Regions from separate parts of the Homo sapiens genome. Here all the other regions are linked to region 1. The links are chromatin loops, found by intact Hi-C in ENCODE. Cell type or tissue: PC-9. All regions are shown on one strand.

What was found. Peaks named below come from ENCODE experiments on the same cell type or tissue, not always from the same donor. Only the 100,000 strongest peaks of a DNase experiment are listed, where the experiment ranks them.
Region 2: a loop joins it to region 1, with 12 times the contacts of the local background. A loop is called at or near these places in 2 of 110 quality-filtered maps.
Region 3: a loop joins it to region 1, with 9 times the contacts of the local background. A loop is called at or near these places in 2 of 110 quality-filtered maps.
Region 4: a loop joins it to region 1, with 9 times the contacts of the local background. A loop is called at or near these places in 14 of 110 quality-filtered maps.

What each region holds. Positions count from the first base shown.
Region 1 is chr2:179,593,154-179,598,153 of GRCh38, forward strand. The region is part of intron 3 of ZNF385B (zinc finger protein 385B); the gene reads right to left. Among named protein-coding and RNA genes, the nearest start is that of MIR1258, 270 kb to the right of the region's middle. In PC-9, no CTCF peak of the experiment used is centred here; a DNase peak (open chromatin) is centred at 3,048; H3K27ac peaks cover 738 bases.
Region 2 is chr2:179,709,576-179,714,575 of GRCh38, forward strand. All of the region lies in intron 3 of ZNF385B (zinc finger protein 385B), which reads right to left. Among named protein-coding and RNA genes, the nearest start is that of MIR1258, 150 kb to the right of the region's middle. In PC-9, no CTCF peak of the experiment used is centred here; a DNase peak (open chromatin) is centred at 1,986.
Region 3 is chr2:179,688,784-179,693,783 of GRCh38, forward strand. The region is part of intron 3 of ZNF385B (zinc finger protein 385B); the gene reads right to left. Among named protein-coding and RNA genes, the nearest start is that of MIR1258, 170 kb to the right of the region's middle. In PC-9, no CTCF peak of the experiment used is centred here; no DNase peak of the experiment used is centred here.
Region 4 is chr2:179,749,000-179,753,999 of GRCh38, forward strand. All of the region lies in intron 3 of ZNF385B (zinc finger protein 385B), which reads right to left. Among named protein-coding and RNA genes, the nearest start is that of MIR1258, 110 kb to the right of the region's middle. In PC-9, CTCF peaks have their summits at 2,409 (motif pointing left) and 2,608; no DNase peak of the experiment used is centred here.

The DNA.
Region 1 (5,000 bases):
GGAAGAAACACTTTTTTGAAAAACTATAATAAACACTGAAATAAAACAAAAAATAACATTCAGAAATTGTAAATGAAAAAAATATTAAAGTTTCTGAAAAAGACATTATTAATTGTTATTCTGTTTGCTGAACATTCCAAATATTCAGTTTTCCATTTCAATAGTTTTTCCTTACCAAAAATTATTAGCAACAATGGTATTCTTGAACAACTTATTTTTTAAAAAGCCACAAGGAATACGTTTGATGAAATCTCCATTTATATTTCTGAAATACAATTTCAAATAAGAATTCTCACTAGGATTATTTTTCTTAAATTACTAAATTGAACATATCCTCTCATTTATTATACATGTACAAGAATGCTGAGTAGTTCAATTTTCATGCGTAGAACAATTACTTAAATGCTTTAAAACACTCCCAAAAGATAACATAGTTCTGAAGAGTACACAGGTACTCAAGTATCAAGAAAAGCAATTCTGTCCTTATGGTTATTAACAAGAGACTAGCTAAGCCTGCTTCTACCAAAATGTCAACTACTGTCAACATTTTTAGAGAAAGTTCTTACGCTTATCTATACCATCCTTTAACTCATCCAAGTTATAACTAGGGTGACGATGTAATTTATTATCCAAACCAGGAAAGTTTAGAGAATGAAAGGGGATGCTTATTAATAGTCATAGGCCAGGAAGGCCCCAAGAAAATCAAGCTAAATGGTCACCTTAGTTATAGCCATCCCCCTTCATAATCTTTCTCCTGTCAAGAGTGTACACATGAAGTAGTCCCCTTCTCCCAATTACAATTTTCATTTCCAGGGCATATAAGTCAAGATGAGAAAGGGAATAGGGGAGGGAAGATCAGGCAGACTTCTTTCAACTTTGTAAAAGAAAAGTAGGCAAAAAGAAACAGAAGACCAAGGAAAGCAAAATCAGTTACTAAGGGAAGGCAAAAGTTAAAAAAATTCACTTCACTCCCCCAATTATTTGTTTTCAGCTTGTTTTTGCTTTCCTTTTAGCTCTTAGCCTAGTAGTATAGATTAGTAGTTCGTTTAGATTAGTAATTTGTTATTGTTATACAGCAGTTGTAACTTCAACTTAATTTGGCAGTCACACAAATACATCTAAATAAACATTAGAATAAGAAGTGGTTAATTCCATCAAGTTTCATTAATGAACAGTACTCAAAGCTACTGAAAATGGTCCAGTGCTCTCAAATGGCAGTATGCTAATTTAGTCATGGTCAACTCATCATCATACACTTTATAATATACCTACTTTTTTGCGTATGTTACAGCAGGGAAGAGACTGTTCACCACTACTGATTTCTACTCTTCTTTGTGACTACCTATATCTAAGCCCCAATGTTCTGATTGTAAGTCACAGAAAATAATACCCTAACATATGACTTGAGCCAGCAAATGGCACTTGGCCTAAGGTTGACTCAGTTACTAAAACTACCATCACTGCTGTAAGCCCATTATATGCTGATGTTATTTTTGACACTAGTATTTTTGAAGCCAGTTCAGATAAAGAGGAGGCTCAGTGCCAAAACATGCTTGTAAGTAAGTAGGACTCTCCTCTCAGGACAACAATATCTTATTCAAACCATGATACCAAGCCATTGTCTCAGTTGATATAGGTAAACTCTTTTTTTTTTTTTCTGTTTTGTTTTTTTTAGACAAGGTCTCATTCTTTCACCCCAGCTCAGTGCAGTGGCCTAATCATGGTTTACTGCAGGCTCAACCTCCTGGACTTAAGCAATCCCTCCACCTCAGCATTCTGAGTAGCTGGGTACAGGCACATATGCCCATGTGCAGCTAGTGAACTTAAGTTAGAAACGACTAGAAAAAAACTTTGTAGACCTGTGATAATATGATAAAGCAAATTTTATGTAGGCATAAGATAAATGCCAATAAAAATAATCTTTTATCTTTACTTACTTTACTATTAATCACCCAATAGGAAATTTATAGTGAAAAAAATGAAAACTATCACTTAAAAGAATTAATGAAGATCTGAAACTAGGAAGATTCAAAGGAAAAAAATCATCCATAGGGTATCTGATCTTTTTATTACTACTTCCAAAATGAAAAATTTTGCCTTCCTCAATGAAATGGCTTTCTAAGGCCTTTTTAATTTAAATCATTATGTCCCTGTGGGAGATACTTATGGATTATTCAACAACTATGCCAACTTTCTTCTAATGTTTCTTCCTGTAAAGCTTAAAAACTACATTTCCTATATGTTCTCCCATGGATGGTTTGGGTTCCATCATTCAGGAATGCTAAAATAGGTCACATGGGCCTAAGATCTGGCTGTAATGCTGTGGGCTGTGGCAGAGGTGCAGGGTGGTGATGCTTCCTAATGGTGGCAGCAGCTGCAGCTCTTTGAGCAGCCCAGTTCTCTGATAGGGCTTTAGAAGTCATATCTAGAAACTCAAGCTAAAGGTTGTTTTTCAGCCATCCCAGATATTCTTTTTTTTTTTTTCTTCCAGAGACAGGGTCTCACTCTGTTGCCCAGGCTGGAGTGAAGTAGTATGATCACAGCTCACTACAATCTTGACCTCCTGGGCTCCAGCGATCTGCATACCTAAGTGCAACCCACCCCCAAGTAGCTGGAACCACAAGCACATTAGGCACGTTATCGCACCATTGCGCTCCGCACTCCAGCCTGAGCAACAGAGTGAGACCCTGTCTAAAAAAAAAAGAAAAAGAAAATAACTGGTGAGTTCCTGAATCCAGGAATATGTGCATTTATAACTTCATAGAAACTATCTACAGAATACAGCATTTTAAAAAAATTGTTTTCAGAGCAAGCATTTTGTAAACAATTTAGGAGTGGGTATATATAAAAATTTCAAGGAACTACTATTTTCTCTACTAAATTCTTCAAAATCTTTAGTGGATGGACTTTTAATATCTCTAATAGGTTTCTATTGCTGCATAACAAATTACTCAAGAAAAAATCAGTGGCTTGGAACAATACCCATTTATTACCTCATAGTTCTGTAGGTTAGAAGTCTGAGTGGGTGTGACTGGATTCTCTGCTTAGGATGTCACAGGCGTTGAACAGGATAGACTCTTACTTACAGGCTCTCAATTCTTTCCCCTGGACTACTGGTTCTGCTTGCTGAGTCATTCATCTTTTTTGAACAGTAGTTTGAAACTAAGTAGTTTTATCAGCCTGCTTTCTGCAAGTGGAATTTTGGTATCTAACAGCCTTTTTTTCACTTTGTAGTCTCCCTGTTCCTTTCAGTCCAAGCTGGCAGTTTTCTGCTGATATAATTTTCTCAAAAACTTAGTGAATCTCTTGTGGATGACACAGAGATGTTCTCTATCAGACTGAGGCCACATCTACAAATCTTTTTGAGACTTCCTCTATCGTTGGCTTCTGTTGAGATGGCTGAGGGCAACATTCTTAAGGTTTACTGAAGCCCTCTAAGTTGGTATCTATTAGGCACAACTTTAGTGTCTTAGGGCCAAACACTAATCTTTTGATCTTTCAAAGTTTCAGCAAAGAGTTGTACAACCACACCCTTGGCTTTTCTTTTTCCTATGCCACACTTTCAGAAGCAATCTCTTACTTTTACCATCTTTTGTCATCTGAATAGACTGATAATATCTCAAATTGTCAAGACTGAGTTTCTTTTTGTTTAATAGTTTACCCCAATTTATCTCTCTGACATTTTACTCTAAGCAGCAAGAGTAAAATGGTAGTAAAAGAGTAAAACTCTGAGCAGGCCACATTTTCAACACTTTGCTTGAAAATTTCCTTAGCTAGATATCCTTGCTCATCTTTCACAGGTTCTCTTTTCCACATAACTGAAGGAGACAATTCCACTAAGCCTTTTTGCCACTATGTAACAAGGATCTATCTCCATTCTTTCAGTTCCCAATAATTTGTTTCCCATATCTTACTGAGCCCCTACCAGCAGAGTCTTTAATGTCCATATTTCTACTAAGTCTGTTCAAAGCAATCAAGGATTTTTCTATCATGCTCCTCTAAATTGTTCCAGCCTCTATCCACTTTCTGATTTCTTACATTTTTAGCTACTTGTTATGGCAGCACGCCACTTCAGGTACCTAATTTATATCTTCAGAAAAGTTCTACTTCCCTTGGTGGTTATATTTTTAACAGCCACAAATCTGGGTTTTATATTTTTATGGTGAGTTTACTGCATCATTTTGTCTTAAAAGGTACAGCAACACTTTAATACAGTTTAGTGGTAGCCAAAGTCTAGGATGTATATATTACTTTGACTGTTTTTTACATATAAAATGTACTATGTTGACACCTAAGTTTGGATACAGGCATAACTTAATATGTCAATGACTGCATATACAAAGTTAATCTGTATCCTTCACAGTCAGTAGCTTTACTCTTGAAATTATGATTTCATTAGTCTTTCATGTTCCTTCCATCCACCTTTCTTGTAGTCACTCCATCTGAGCTTTTCACACGACATACGCACAGATATCTTTGTGCCAATTATTCATGGGTCCTATTGATACAAGTTATATAATACCATCTTATTTTGCATTTTAATGTGGCCTGGGAACATTGGAATGTTTTATGAGGTTGATATGAAATATATATTATGTTCATGTCTTACAGTCAGAAAAAGAAAGATAAATAATATTATTGCCCCATAAGTCTTTTTTTCTTGGTTTGAAGTTCAAATTCTAAGTTGAAGTGTCCCAATACCAAAAATTAACCATATGAAAAACTCTCTGAAAAGATTAATTCAACTTTCACAATGTGAAGAAGTAAAAATCATCTTCACTAGAGCTCAAGATTTGAAAATGTCAGTCCAAAGAGAAAATCTTGAAATAATTCCAAGTTAGCAAGAATAAAAAAAGATGTCTAATATAATTGCCATGGTAATTACAGTATACCCTGTTACAAACTAGTTTGTGGTTAGTAAAGTGCTTTTTTTTATATTAGATTCTTTAGGATGAAGACATACTCAATGAATACAAAGTTTTGAAAACTAAAAAATAATA
Region 2 (5,000 bases), 120 kb after region 1:
GAAGTTCCCACAGAAGACGTGGCCCATTGGCTACATAAGATGACACTGGGGACAATGTACCCTTTGAGCCACAGTGAAGAACTGGGGCCTGCTACTACTAAATAAAAACATAGTAGGTGTCTGACAGTAATGTTCTACTTGTGCACAGGGAGGCCTCCAGGCCCTTGCCACATGATAGGCACAGATCACTTGGGGCCAGAGCCCAGTGCAACAGTGGCAGGGAGACTACCTAGAACCTTTGCCTCTACCTGATTGCTATGCCTTGACTTGTGTGTACACCTGCACAGAGCTACTGCAGGCATATCCCAGCAAGCATGCCACACAGAAAAGTACCATAGTAGGACTAGTGCAGCTGTGTGTGACCTACGGCATCCCCACGGATTTCAACAGTAACCAGGGCTCACACTTTACCAGACACAAAGTGCAGGAATGGATGGAGGCCCTGGATATTCACTGACATTTCCACCTGCCACACAATCCTACAGCAGTGGGGCTGATTGAATGGATGAACGGACTGTTGATGCAACGACTCCGGAGAAGATGTGTTCTCTGGCTCTGTGGATGGACATGCCACTTACCAGCAGCTACTTGTACCCTGGATGAACATGCATGTCTCATCACCCCAGCGCTTACACTCTCCTGACACAAGGACTAGATGCCACCCTTGGGATCCAGGTAGACAGTTTGAGGGACAGTATACCTTTGCCCCAACCTGGGACTCAAGGAAACCTCTATTGCCCTTGCCACAGGACTACCTACCCAGGAGCACATCATTAAATGGCCCTGGAAATAGCAAACCATTCCCCAATCGTATGGTACTTCCACTCCATGGAGGAAGGGCCTAGAACAGAATATACAGATCACATCTATTTTACATCCTACTCCCCGTCGTACGATTAAAATAATGAATGTTAGTCCTCCCTTGTGCAAGAGGACTGTCATCCTCCCATTACGGAACATTTTAATACTTCCATTGTCTTATTCTGTCCTCCTACCATGTGCTGAAGAGCGGGGGCCAGTCCATTTGGTATTGTAATCCAGGCACCAGGCTGCTACCAGTGGTGTTGGTCTCAAAATGACAGAACTTCTTGTGTCTTGTTAAATGGCCATGACTTGCCCTTTCTTGTACCCACTAAACATCTCCCCGTCCACCCATAGACGGTGTGGTGTGCAGCAAACCTCTTCACCGACTGAGCACAGATGCTGGTCTCTCCCTATAACAAACAGACTGTTGTGACTGCAGAGAGCTGCCACTCTCTTCCATCACAGGCCTGCTCCAAGCACCTCACCTGAGTACCTGGAGCCACTTCTGTACTTAGTATAATGACCCTCATCTATTTCCCTTTAGTGACAATTGCACCTCGTGTAGTGAGTTTCCCACCATCAACAAGATGAGACAACATATTTTCCTCCTAGTATGGAAGCAAGTTAATGTTACCCCCACTGTGGGGTAGGCTGTACATGATGGGACAGGGTGGATAATGGCAGAGCAGATACAGGTAGTGGGATGTGCACCATTCTTAGCAAAATCACATGGCCCTGGACATCTTAACTGCCGCCCAGGTGGAACCTGAGCAATAATTAACACCAAATGTGATATATCTATCACTGATTTACTCTCGCAATGTAACCCAAGCCATGCAGGCCCTAGGTATACATATTCCTGCTATAGAATCTCTGTCTTGCAGCCCTATAACCATGTGGTTTAATCAATTCCCCAACACTTGACAAAACTTTCTAAGACTATTATTATATACGTTATTTTTTTCTGTTGTTGTAGTTTGTATTGCTGCTGCAATGTCTGACTGCAATGCTCCTCTTTATATACCTGGCCCCAGGGAAATAGTGGAAGAATGACATGAAAAGAATGTGAGGTCCATTCGAGGGTATGCTGGGGTGGAATGTACGGCAGATGTACCTGATAGCAAGAGTTTAACTTAAGCATATGCGGAGAATGACTCCATGGTATAAAAAGAATGTGTGTTCAGAATCCAAGCTAAAGAATCTGGGAGTGGCCAACCCAGAGATTCATTCCTTATTTATCAGGAACATCTAAATCCCGGCCCATCCCATGGAACACAGGCTATAGAGGGAATCAAGGCCCTTTGTTTTGGGTTAAATGAAGGTTGCCAGGTAGAGGTTGCTAGGGGGAGGATGCTAAGTGAAAATGGTATATAAACTGCATTTTTTTAAATAAGTGGTAGCAGTTCTGTTCCCTACTGCAAAAATGCTATATAAACTGCATTTTTTTTAACAAGCAGTAGCAGTTCTGTTCAGCCTACTGCAAAAATGCTATATAAACTGCATTTTTTTTTTTTTTTTTTTTTTTTTTACAAATGGTAGCAGTTCTGTTCGGCCTACTGCCACTGGACTGCCATGTATGTAAGTCCCCTCGATAAACTCTGTGTTTTGGTTGCCGGCTCTGGGTCCCTTCTTTGGCCTCTCAAACATGGTGCCATCCCTATTGAAGTCAATAGGTTCTGGCATGACACTCATTAACATGGATAACTCTAATGATACACTATCTTTGGTCAACATTCACAGAAAAATTTAAATCTTACACTAATTCAACTATTACATTCTCTACTTCTGGGTTGCTAAGTTTTGTTGGATAAAATTATGCTTTCTCCCACTGATAATACTATGATTTCTAGTCTCCAATCCCCAATCTTCAAAATTTCATAGTAAACTTTCTACATTTTCTTAATCCATGTTCTCTTCAATACTCCCTGGTAGCAACTTCAAACCATTTCCACTTTTCTCAAGAATTCTACCCTACTACTAGCCTCCTTGTTCATGCACGAAACAGAATATGTTAAACTCCCTAAGCATTCTGGAGTGAGTAGCACTATCCACAGCCAGTTGTATAAGCCCGAAATACAGACACCGTCCTTGATATCTCCTCTTTTCACCATGGCTCTCATCTTCTTCTTCAATAGGCTCTGTTGCTTTTGTTTCTCTAATCTGTCTTGAATCTGTCCCTTTCCATCTCCACCACCACTAGTGTAGTTTCATCCAGGTACTCATTGCTCAGAGTGAAATCTCAGGACAAGAATCGCCAGCATCACTGAGGGCTTGTTAGAAAGGCAGATTCTCAGGCTTCGTATCTGATGTACTAAATCAGAATTTGCACTTTAACAAGACCCCCAGATGCTTTATAGGAACATTAAAATTTGAGAAGCATCTCTCCTAATAGTCTCCTACTAACTTTTCTTGCCCTCCCTTCAATCCATTGTGTAGACAGTCCTCAACTTATAATGGTTTGGCTTATTAACACAATATTTAGACTTTGTTATGGTGTAAAAGTGAATCACGTTCAATAAAAGTCATACTTCAAATTTTGACTTCTGATCTTTTTCTGGGCTAGTAATATGCAGCACTATACCCTTTCGTGAGGCTGGGCAACAGCAGTGAGCCACAGCATCCAGTCAACCACGTGATCAGGAGGGTAAACAACCCACACTCCACAGTGGACTGTGTTGCCAGATGATTTTACCCAACTGTAGGCTAATAAAAGTGTTCTGCGCATATTTAAGGTAGTCTAGGCTAAGATATGATGTTCAGTAAGTTAGGTGTATTAAATGCATTTTCAACTTACAATATTTTCACCTAAGATGGGTTTTTGGGGATGCAACCTCATCCTAAATCAAGGAACATTTATATTTTCAAGAGTGGAAAATAGGATAAATGCATTGGATGAAATGGATTTAGTTCTTACCTATATTTACCTCTCCTACATCATTTCTGACTCCTGTTCCTCTCTCTCGGCTCCAGCCACGATGGTCTTCTTTAGTTCTTCAAATACATCATCACACTTTCTCCTTCTCCTTAGAATGCGTATTTCTTTTTTCAACTAGTTAGCTCCTATTTAATCTTCAATCTCAGCTAATTTCCTCTCTGACCACTATAACTATTCCCTCTCCCTGTAACCTAGACTCATTCTCCCTGCTATTTATTCTAATTTTTCCCTAGGTGCTTTCTTCACAGTACCTATCACATAATTGCATGATTATTTGATTAATATTGGCTGCACCCATTTCACTGTAAGCTCCATCAGGGCAAGGTCCAAATCTGCTTTACTTACCATGTATCTTCACCGCCTAACATAAGGCTTGGCACAAAATAGGTTCTTAATAAGTATTAATGATTGACTGAATAAATGCATGTTATAAAAGCCTCTAGTTGGGTAAGGAATGGGATTAGATGAATCCTAAGTGTTATCTAAAACACTGAGCTGTGTGTTTCCTGCTTAACTCATAAATCTTTATATTGGTCCACTCACAGTGTAAGAATTTTCTTGTAATTCCAGTCCCCTATTTTTGCCCTATATAAGGTTAGGACATACTAATTTTCTTAATAATCTAGCCTCCAGAATAGATATCATAAAATAATATTCCTTGATAAATACTTATCATGTCAGGAAAGGTTCTAAGCAAAATGGGTACAGTGGTAAACATTTGAATGTTGGAAAGTCAAGCAAAATGCCAAGTCAGTTTACTCTGCCCTGCAGAGAGCCATGCCCAGTCAGACAAACCTATGAAGAACTGAGCTACTTAGAAAGTCTAAGGCATAGGAGGAGGAATAGGAAGGACCATGGAAAAAGTAAGGGGCTGGAATAATACCACTACAAATAATAACAATAACAATGACCAGAGTTAATATTTATTGAGTACATGTGCCAACGTCTGTTATTCCAGCAACATTATCTCAGTTAATTCCATGATACCTTCATAAGCAAGGACTATTGTTATTCCCATTTTATGTACATGGCAACTGAGGCAAAGAGCTCTTAAGTTACTTATCGAAGAATATCCAATAAGTAGGTGGTAGAGCTAGGATTTACACCCAGCAGTCAGCTTTATTTTCAACCATGCAATGCCTCCTTAACAAAGGAGATAGGTTAGGAAAGGCAGATCTGGGCAAGTGTTGTATTATACAACAATAAAAAGGCTGTGGGGTCAAAAGCTATGGCTGTTAAAAGGTTAGGGTAACAGCCAGAA
Region 3 (5,000 bases), 96 kb after region 1:
CTGAAATTTTGTATACTTTGACCAACATCTTCCCAACCCCTACCAATTGCCCTAGACCCTGGTAACCATGATAAATACATACAATTTTATCGTCAATTATTTAAAAAGACTAGGTTTTAAAAATATATTATCATTCTGAATTCTTGCATTTATTGTAACAATCAACCTAAAGAAATATGTTGAATATTTGTATGGGAAGAGAACTCTTCCTGGGCTTTTGGTGATGAGCAGAAGTGTATGACATTGCCTCTAACCGCAGTGAGATCTATATTTAGAGGATGATGTGTCAATAATACTTCAGTGCATAATAAAATAAATGTAGTTTTAAAATGAAATGTAGGAAATCAGGACTGCCATGGAGACAGAGTCTACTTAATTTCCTAGGAGTGTGGCTATTGGAGGGAAACACCTTTAGGACTCTAACACTCTAGGGTATGCTGAGGCAGATAAACAGTCTGCCAATGGTTATGACAAGGAAGAAAAGCTTTACGGGTAAAAGCCGAGAACCAAGGAATTAGGTGATGGTGGAGGGGGCTCCTAGTGAGAACTGCCACAGCATATGCATATGCATCTCTGCATGGACTTAAGAACAGAGTTGGAAAGAACCTGAAGCTTTGTGGACACTCAGTCCAGTATTGGGCTAACATCACTTAAGTGAAGGACAGAGCACTAATGGCCCTCGTGCAGAGCAGCGCATGGAGGGACAACTGCAGGAGAGAGAACTTGGGAGAGAAAAGGAAGGGAACATGGAAAACAAGAGTGTAGGAGAAAGGAAGGTAAGCTTATTGGTCTACAGGACCATGGCAGTGAAGCTCTATGCAATGGATATTTTCCATTTGCCCTTCTAGATCGAATATTCCCCATTCCTCACCCTGCACTGTGCCCAGGAGACTGACTACATCAGTGCCTCCTTTCTGCTCTGGTTTCTCATTGAGTTCCATTAATGTTAGCCACCAGCAAAAGACAAGACTACATGAAGAAGAGCGTGAGGGCAGGGGCATGTGTGTGTGTGTGTGTGTGTGTGTGTGTGTGTGTGTGTGTGTTTATTTGTTTTTATCCCAGACTTTGGTTCTACACTTTCCTGATGTCAATGAATTAGCTGTATCCTTTCCTGGAAGACAGCAGCTCCTTACCTGTTGGTTTTCTCTCTCCTATAGCTAAAGCTCTCTTTGTCTTCTAGTAACGTCAGAGTCTAGGAACAATAATTGATTCCAGCATTGCTAGTCTCTGGTTCTTCACTCTTCCATTGGTTCTCCTAACTCTGCCCATACCTTAGAAAATATTAACTTCATTAAACTCTCTTCAATTACTCTATTTGAATATACCATCTGTTGCTTGCCCAGGCACCAGCTGATAGACCCAGGTAAGATGATAACGGCACAATGAGAAAATGCAGAGGGAGTGTGTCGCCTTCCTAGAGATGACAGAGGGGAAAAAAAAGAGAGAGAACTGAGATACTGGACTGATGACCTTGGGTTAGAGGATGCTTATTATCTTCATGTGAACTCGGAGCTAGCTTCACGGAAAAGTGATCTAATTGTACAGTAGTCCCTCAGTATAAATAGGGGATTGCTTCCAGGACCATTCACGTCTGTGCATACTCAAGTCTCACAGTTGGCCCTGCAGAACTTGTATATAAGGAAAGTTGGTCCTCCTCATATGCAGGTTTTATATCCCATTAATACTGTATTTTGATCTGCATTTGGTTGGAAAAAGCCATGTATAAGTGGACTATGCAGTTCAAAATCATGCTGTTCAAGGGCCAATTGTAATTGTGTTCAATTGCTGATTTTTTAAAAATAAGGCAATATTTTGCAGGACTGTATTATTCTAAGAATTAGTTGATATGCAGTGTTGTAGCATAGAAAGAAACTTAGGGTCAAATTCCATTTTCACCACTTACTATGTCAAGTCACTTCATTTTTCTATGCCTCAGTTTTCTCATCTGAAATATGGGGTCACACCTTCTTCGCAGGAGTCTTATGAAATTAAATGAAATCATGCTTGCTCACAGTAAATCCTTAACAAATGACAGTTGTAATTATTCGTGCACTTCACCAAATCCTTTTCTGCCACAAGTCTCAGTTTAAGAATTCTTACAAGATTATGGTTTTATCAAAGGTGCTTGAATCTGGGTGCACTCGATCAGTTTCCTGAACACTGATTTAGATCTAGAGGAAGGTGAAGATGACTCTGATCTACTCCATCTGCACCTACCTTGCTGGCAGGGAGGCAGTGACAAGGCTCCAGCTATCAGCACCTCTGTCATGTTTCCCTTTGGTGAAAAATGAGTTCTGAACTGTTTTGTTTTTTCTTTTTAGAAATACATCCCAAATCACATTGATTTGTGCTATATGCCACATCTTAAATCCTTAGGTTATTAATCAATTAAAGTCCTAAGAATTAATCTTGTAATTCTAATAAACTAGTCATCCAGAACTTTCAAACCCTATGAAAACGAACTCAAAAGTTCATTTTCAAAATCTATCCTTTGTATCATTTATGTTACAGTGAACATTCTTGAGAAGTTCACCCAAGATCTGCTCTGATAAAAAAAATGAAATATGAGCCCCAGAGAATATTCTTTAAGAAGAAATATCTAAATGTCAGTTCTGTTGTTTATTATGTTAAGCATCCTGCATGCCACAATATTTTAACCATTACCATTTCACTGTCTCATTCAATAAATATTTACCAAATGCTATGAGTGATCTAGATACTGGAGAAACTCCGAGGAACAAAAACACACAGAACCTCACATCCTGATGAAAGTTGTATCCTAAATACAAGGTGAATAGCAGCTCAAGAAATTTATTTTCCTCATCGCATATCTCTACTTACTAAAAAGTACTGAAGTTTCAATGAGTCTAGTATTGCCAGGTAAAATATAGGATGTCCAACTAAATGTGAATTTCAGAGCAAAAACAAGTAATTTTTCAGTATATCACATATACTGGGCCTTATGAGAGGTGTTCATTGGACACATTTAAACTAAAAATTATTTTTGTTTATCTGAAATTCAAGTTTAACTGGGTATCTTATTGTTTTTAAAATGTTTTATTTTTTTAAAAAAATATTTTTAAAATTATTATGAATACATAATAGTTGTACATATTTATGGTATACATGTGATATTTTAATGCAAGCATACAATGTGTAATGATCAAATCAGGCTAACTTGGGTATCCATCTCCTCAAGCATTTATTATATCTTTGTGGTAGGAACATTCCAATTCCACTCTTTTAGTTATTTTGAAATATGCAATAAATTATTATTAACCATAGTCACCTTATTGTACTACCAAACACTAGATCTTATTCCTTCTATCTAACTGTATTTGTGTACCCACTCACCACATCCCTTCTTACCCCTCTACCCCTGGCCTCTGGTGACCCATCATTCTGCTCTCTATCTCCAAGTGCTGAAGGGGTGGGTCACTGCTCTGCTCCCCACTTGCTGAGTCATTTTGTGCACATAATTTAGCTTTCCTGGACCTCAGTTTGCTCACATATAAAGTGTGGGATCTGCCTCAAGAGACATTTAAGGTCCCTTATAGCTCCCTGGTTCCAGTTCTTCCCCAAGCAAAAGATCTTGTCACCACATGTATCCTTCCCACTCCTCCATTCTCTACGTGGACTTTAAAACTAGCTGTTCATTACTGCTCCAAATCCCCGTTTCCCTCAGTATCCCTTATAGATAATCTTGATGTGACCTCCCCAACCCCATGTCAGTTGATTTGCCCAAGGCTATTAGATTAATGATAAGTGCCCTATATTTGAGTAGCACTTTACGTTTCACAAAGTGCTTTCACATGTATTACTGCACTTTGATATGCCAATTTCCTGTATTTCACTCAGAAGCTGGTTGCTAAAGTTGTCTTTCATGCCACTGTGTAAATAATGTTTCTCATTTACCTCTCCAAATATTAGCAACTTTCTGAGAGACCATCTCTCAAAAGAAGTCTGCTCTCATTGGTGAAGATTTTGCAGGGATTCTGACTCATCACTCTTCCATGGTTAGTGCCTCTCCCTCAGTGCTTGCTGGAGCTTCCTCCTTGCCCCTTCTGTTCACAGGAGCAAGTACTTGCCTCCTCCTGCAGCAGGCCCTGTCATTTCACCTTTCAACTCCAGTACCCTAAGGGGACCACTGCAAACCTGGACCTCATAGACCCTGGCTACTCGGTGTGGTCCCTGCACCAGCAGTGTCTATCTCCTGGAAGTTTGTTAGAAAATGCAATCTTGGACTTCACTCAAGAACTATTAAATCAGAGCTTGCCTTTTTAAGTTTGAGAAGCACTGATTTAGAACAACTCTAGTCAGGCACAATTTTTTCATATTTTTCTAAGAGATCAGAAGTGTTTAATTTGGTCCATATTTATTAGCCTATCCCAGGAGCAATGGCTCCTAACCTTGTTTCTACCAACTGTCAGGATAACGCACACTCATTTAAAGAAGAGAGGCTCACTTATGTTAGCAATTCTCATCTAACCCACCACACATGTTCCTTTTGTGAGTTATACTCTTTTAGTTAATCAGGTGGGATGCTGAATGACTGAAGGGAGAAGGGGGCAGAAACATGGCCACCATGTCTCAATATCTGTAACACTATTCTCTAAATATATGAATAGAGAAATATGAATTATGATCTTCTATTCCTACTGGCTGTCTGACAGGGCCAAATAAATAGACCCAATATAAAAATGGAGAGAATAATGCAATAATGAATTATTTCTGACACAGAAATGTTTAAAGAATAACTTAAAAACATAATTTCAAAGTTCTTAGAGTTCGATAACTAATTAAAAAAATCCAGAGTTTCATTGGCTACGTTTTTTTGACATTGGTGTCCTGCTCCAGAGAGCTGTTCCTGAAACTGATAAACATGTAACATCATTCAAAATACTTTTTATGAAATAATCACAGGTACGAACAGATTGACAGAACCAAGAAAGCAATAACTGCCTGTCTTGGTAAATTACACATTTGGTCCCTCCATCTCC
Region 4 (5,000 bases), 160 kb after region 1:
GTCATTTTCTATCTGAAGAAGGAAACTGCATTTATTTTTTTGACAATACAACATAATTTGGTGAATTCTTCTTTTTTTTAGCAACCAAAATGGTGCCCTGAAGGTTTGATGGAGTTACAGCAGCTTCCAAAAGTAACTTACTATCCTATAAGATGAGTAACACTTCAGGGCTATGATTTAAAAAAAAAGCTCCCTATACCTTTCACATCAAGTCCATTAAATAATAGATAAATACTCAGTGTCTACAGGACAACAGTCTCTGGATTGCAGTGCAGGCTCACCAGAGGGCAAGCTCTTGAAATGAAGTGTGTTAACATTATGTGTGAGTGCCAGCACACTCTGCCCATTAAAAAGTACAATATCCAGCCCTTCCACCTCCTCCAAACTCCATGTAATCAGAAGAGCAAATATGTTTCACAGCTGGCCCAAAAACCAGCTCGAGAAAAACCATTAGGTGCCAAGGACATATACCAACCATATGGTCAGCTGTAACATTCCAGAGGGATGTCTAACCCAGAACACTGTCCAACAGCCTCCTTGGCTGTAACACTGTTAAGATGTGAAAGTCAAATGTCTGTGTGAAGAAAGCTGGTCAGTCCAAGTGAAAATACATTCATCCCCCCAGTGGAAATTGAACTCACTAATTACCACTGGGCTTGGCTCACTACTGAAAACCCTTCTCCCCAGATTAGTTTAAAATGGGTAACACTTCTATTCCAGGCAGACACCAAGGTTTTAAATATGCCTTTGATGATTTAAATCACTCAGACATGTAAACACTTGCCATGATTGTCTAAGACTCAGTTTCCACACTGAAAGGTGTATTTGGTTTTCAAAATCTAAAAACCAAGACTTAATATTAAGCAACTCTTATCTTTTAATACATATAATATGTAAAAGTTTATATTCAGAAGCATTCTTAAAGAAAAAGATAATCCGTCCTTCACTAAAAAAGGGTCAACCACTCCTTTTAATCATTTTATCAAACTTCCATTCAAACTCTTTTATGTATCAATCCCTTAGAGTTCTGTACTTAATCCACACACTTGTATAATCCACACCCTTGTTTGACAGTTTTTAACCACATGTACAGAATATGGAGATGTTCTATAATGACTTTGCCAAGTCTATGTCAGGTATAGTTTTAGATTTCTGACACCATTGAAAACGGCTGGAGCTCTGTCTCAAATTCAAAGCATTTGTGCAGCAGGAGGTGGTTAGAGTTGTAACTTGAGACTTCATCCTATTTCCAAAATTCTCTACTCTCATTCCCAAGGAACTTCAATCTCAATAAACCCTACAATATCAGTCTCAATTAAATTTATCTGGGGAGAACAGATAAAGGGTACCAACTCTTATCCTTGCTTTGAAGAATAGAGTCAGGATTTTGTAAAATACTTGGAAACTAAACAGTGATCAATTCTCAGTAAGACAATGACTTAGAAAAGTATATCAGTATTCCTTCTACTATATGTATCATCACCAGGTCTGAAGTACTACAAGTGAGAGACAATTCCTGAGTGCTCTTATAAGGACCTGTGACTTATACAAAGAAAAGCGGATGCCCTATTTTCAAAGGTGTAATCTGACATATTTTGACCAAGGCCTTTTCCCCTTCTAAGTCTGTCCCTTCACTAAAAACCATAAGTCATATGGGCTCTATCCAATACATGGATTGTATAATAATTATTCTATGAAACGAGTTTTCTGAACTTACTAATTAAGAGGTTTAAAGAAATAAGTATATTGTAAATACTTTAACCCACCTACCTCACACTGAAATGATTTACTTATCTAGTGCACTTACTGGTAGAAACGCAATGATTTGTTATACATTCACCATGGTAATTATATTTGCAAAAGTCAGATATTTTGGTTGAATGATAAATGGCAAGTTGATTCATCAAAAATTAAGTGAAAGCAAGCATTTAAAACTATGTGTTTCTACTGAAAAGGTAAAATACATTATCATACTGATGCATTCTAGCCTTGTCTCTAAATCTGTCATGCAAACCAAAGGTTGCATCATTTAAAATTAATGTTCATTCCTGATATCTCTTAAAATGGAGATTTTTTCCAGACATGGACAATATTAATATATTTAAGTAGTAATTTTTATTCCTGAAAACTAAAGAAAGATCTCTCCTGCTCTTCCCACCCTCCCCACCCCCTGCCATGTCTCCCCTACAGATTCTGCCTACTGCATACAAGGTGCTCAGTCTTTCAAATGAGCATGATCCTGCCCACACATGCATGTCCACACATCCTCACTCCTTGGTGTGGTATTTCTTGCTTTCCATACTCATTAATAATAAGTTCCATCAGAATATTGATGTGGGCAAGGGAGTGAAGAAACTATCATACTTTCAATATACTCATGGCACCATCTTGTGGTAATTCTGTGGTATCGCGTTTTCAAGTTTAATTTTTAAAGTTCTTCAAAAATTTCTGGGAAAACATATTTGAGGATAAATTTAACATTTTAAATATGCATGAGATGCAATGTGATAAATCTGGCCTATGTATTTAAAACCCTACACACATATTTTAAGAGTTATAATACCTATCATTAATGTCCTGACCCCAGAAGCCATTTAATACCAATAACTGTTTCTTGAATGTAGAATAGGAATGAAATTAAGAAATCTTTAAGGGAGACGGGGAAAACAATAACAGAGGATCCTGGGGGCGTCAAAGAACAGTACAGACTATAGCAGCAAGAAAAAAATAAAATTATGTATAACACTCCAACTGACAACCCATTTTCCAATCCTGCTGTCCATTCCCACATCCAAACTACTACTCCACTTCCTGCTGCAAAATACCCAGGTTTTATTACCCTTATCTTCTCCCCCATCCAAAATGTCCTGACTTTAAAATCTACTCAAGCTCATTTTAAAATCTCTTTTTTTAATTTATTTACTAATTGAATTTTAGTTTCTTTTTATTATTATACTTTAAGTTCTAGGGCACATGTGCACAACGTGCAGGTTTCTTACATATGTATACATGTGCCATGTTCGTGTGCTGCACCCATTAACTCGTCATTTACATTAGGTATATCTCCTAATGTTATCCCTCCCCCTCTCCCCACCCCACGACAGGCCCCGGTGTGTGATGTTCCCCTTCCTGTGTCCAAGTGTTCTCATTGTTCAATTCCCACCTATGAGTGAGAACACGTGGTGTTTGCTTTTTTGTCCATGTGATAGTTTGCTGAGAATGATGGTTTCCAGCTTCATCCATGTCCCTTCAAAGGACGTGAACTCATCATTTTTTATGGCTGCATAGTATTCCATGGTGTATATATGCCACATTTTCTTAATCCAGTCTATCATTGATGGACATTTGGGTTGGTTCCAAGTCTTTGCTATTGTGAATAGTGCCACAATAAACATATGTGTGCATGTGCCTTTATAGCAGCAGGATTTATAATCCTTTGGGTATATACCCAGTAATGGGATAGCTGGGTCAAATGGTATTTCTAGTTCTAGATCCTTGAGGAATTGCCACACTATCTTCCACAATGGTTGAACTAGTTTACAGTCCCACCAACAGTGTAAAAGTGTTCCTGTTTCTCCACATCCTCTCCAGCACCTGTTGTTTCCTGACTTTTTAATGATCGCCATTCTAACTGGTGTGAGATGGTATCTCATTGTGGTTTTGATTTGCATTTCTCTGATGTCCAGTGATGATGAGCATTTTTTCATTTGTCTGGCTGCATAATTGTCTTCTTTTGAGAAGTGTCTGTTCATATACTTCACCCACTTTGTGATGGGGTTGTTTGTTTTTTTCTTGTAAATTTGTTGGGAGTTCTTTGTAGATTCTGGATATTAGCCCTTTGTCAGATGAGTAGATTGCAAAAATTTTCTCCCATTCTGTGGGTTGCCTATTCACTCTGATGGTAGTTTCTTTTGCTGTGCAGAAGCTCTTTAGTTTAATTAGATCCCATTTGTCAATTCTGGCTTTTGTTGCCATTGCTTTTGGTGTTTTAGTCATGAAGTCTTTGCCCAAGCCTATGTCCTGAATGGTATTGCCTAGGTTTTCTTCTAGGGTTTTTATGGTTTTAGGTCTAACATTTAAGTCTTTAATCTATCTTGAATTAATTTTTGTATAAGGTGTAAGGAAGGGATCTAGTTTCAGCTTTCTACATATGGTTAGCCAATTTGCCCAGCACCATTTGTTAAATAGGGAATCATTTCCCCATTTCTTGTTTTTGTCAGGTTTGTCAAAGATCAGATAGTTGTAAATGTGTTGTATTATTTCTGAGGGCTCTGTTCTGTTCCATTGGTCTATATATATCTCTGTTTTGGTACCAGTACCATGCTGTTTTGGTTACTGTGGCCTTGTAGTATAGTTTGAAGTCAGGTAGCGTGATGCCTCCAGCTTTGCTCTTTTGGCTTAGGATTGTCTTGGCAATGTGGGCTCTTTTTTGGTTCCATATGAACTTTAAAGTAGTTTTTTCCAATTCTGTGAAGAAAGTCACTGGTAGCTTGATAGGGATAGCATTAAATCTATAAATTACCTTGGGCTTTATGGCCATTGTCACGATATTTATTATTCCTATCCATGACCATGGAATTCTTCCATTTGTTTGTTTCCTCTTTCATTTCGTTGAGCAGTGGTTTGTAGTTCTCCTTGAAGAGGTCCTTCACATCCCTTCTAAGATGGATTCCTAGGAATTTTATTTTCTTTGAAGCAATTGTAAATGGGAGTTCACTCATGATTTGGCTCTCTGTCTGTTATTGGTGTATAAGAATGCTTGCGATTTTTGCACATTGATTTTATATCCTGAGACTTTGCTGAAGATGCTTATCAGCTTAAGGAGATTTTGGGCTGAGACGATGGGGTTTTCTAAAGACACAATCATGTCATCTGCAAACAGGGACAATTTGACTTCCTCTTTTCCTAATTGAATACTCTTTATTTCTTTCTCCTGCCTGATTTCCCTGGCCAGAACTTCCAACACTGTGTTGAATAGGAGTGGTGAGAGAGGGCATCCC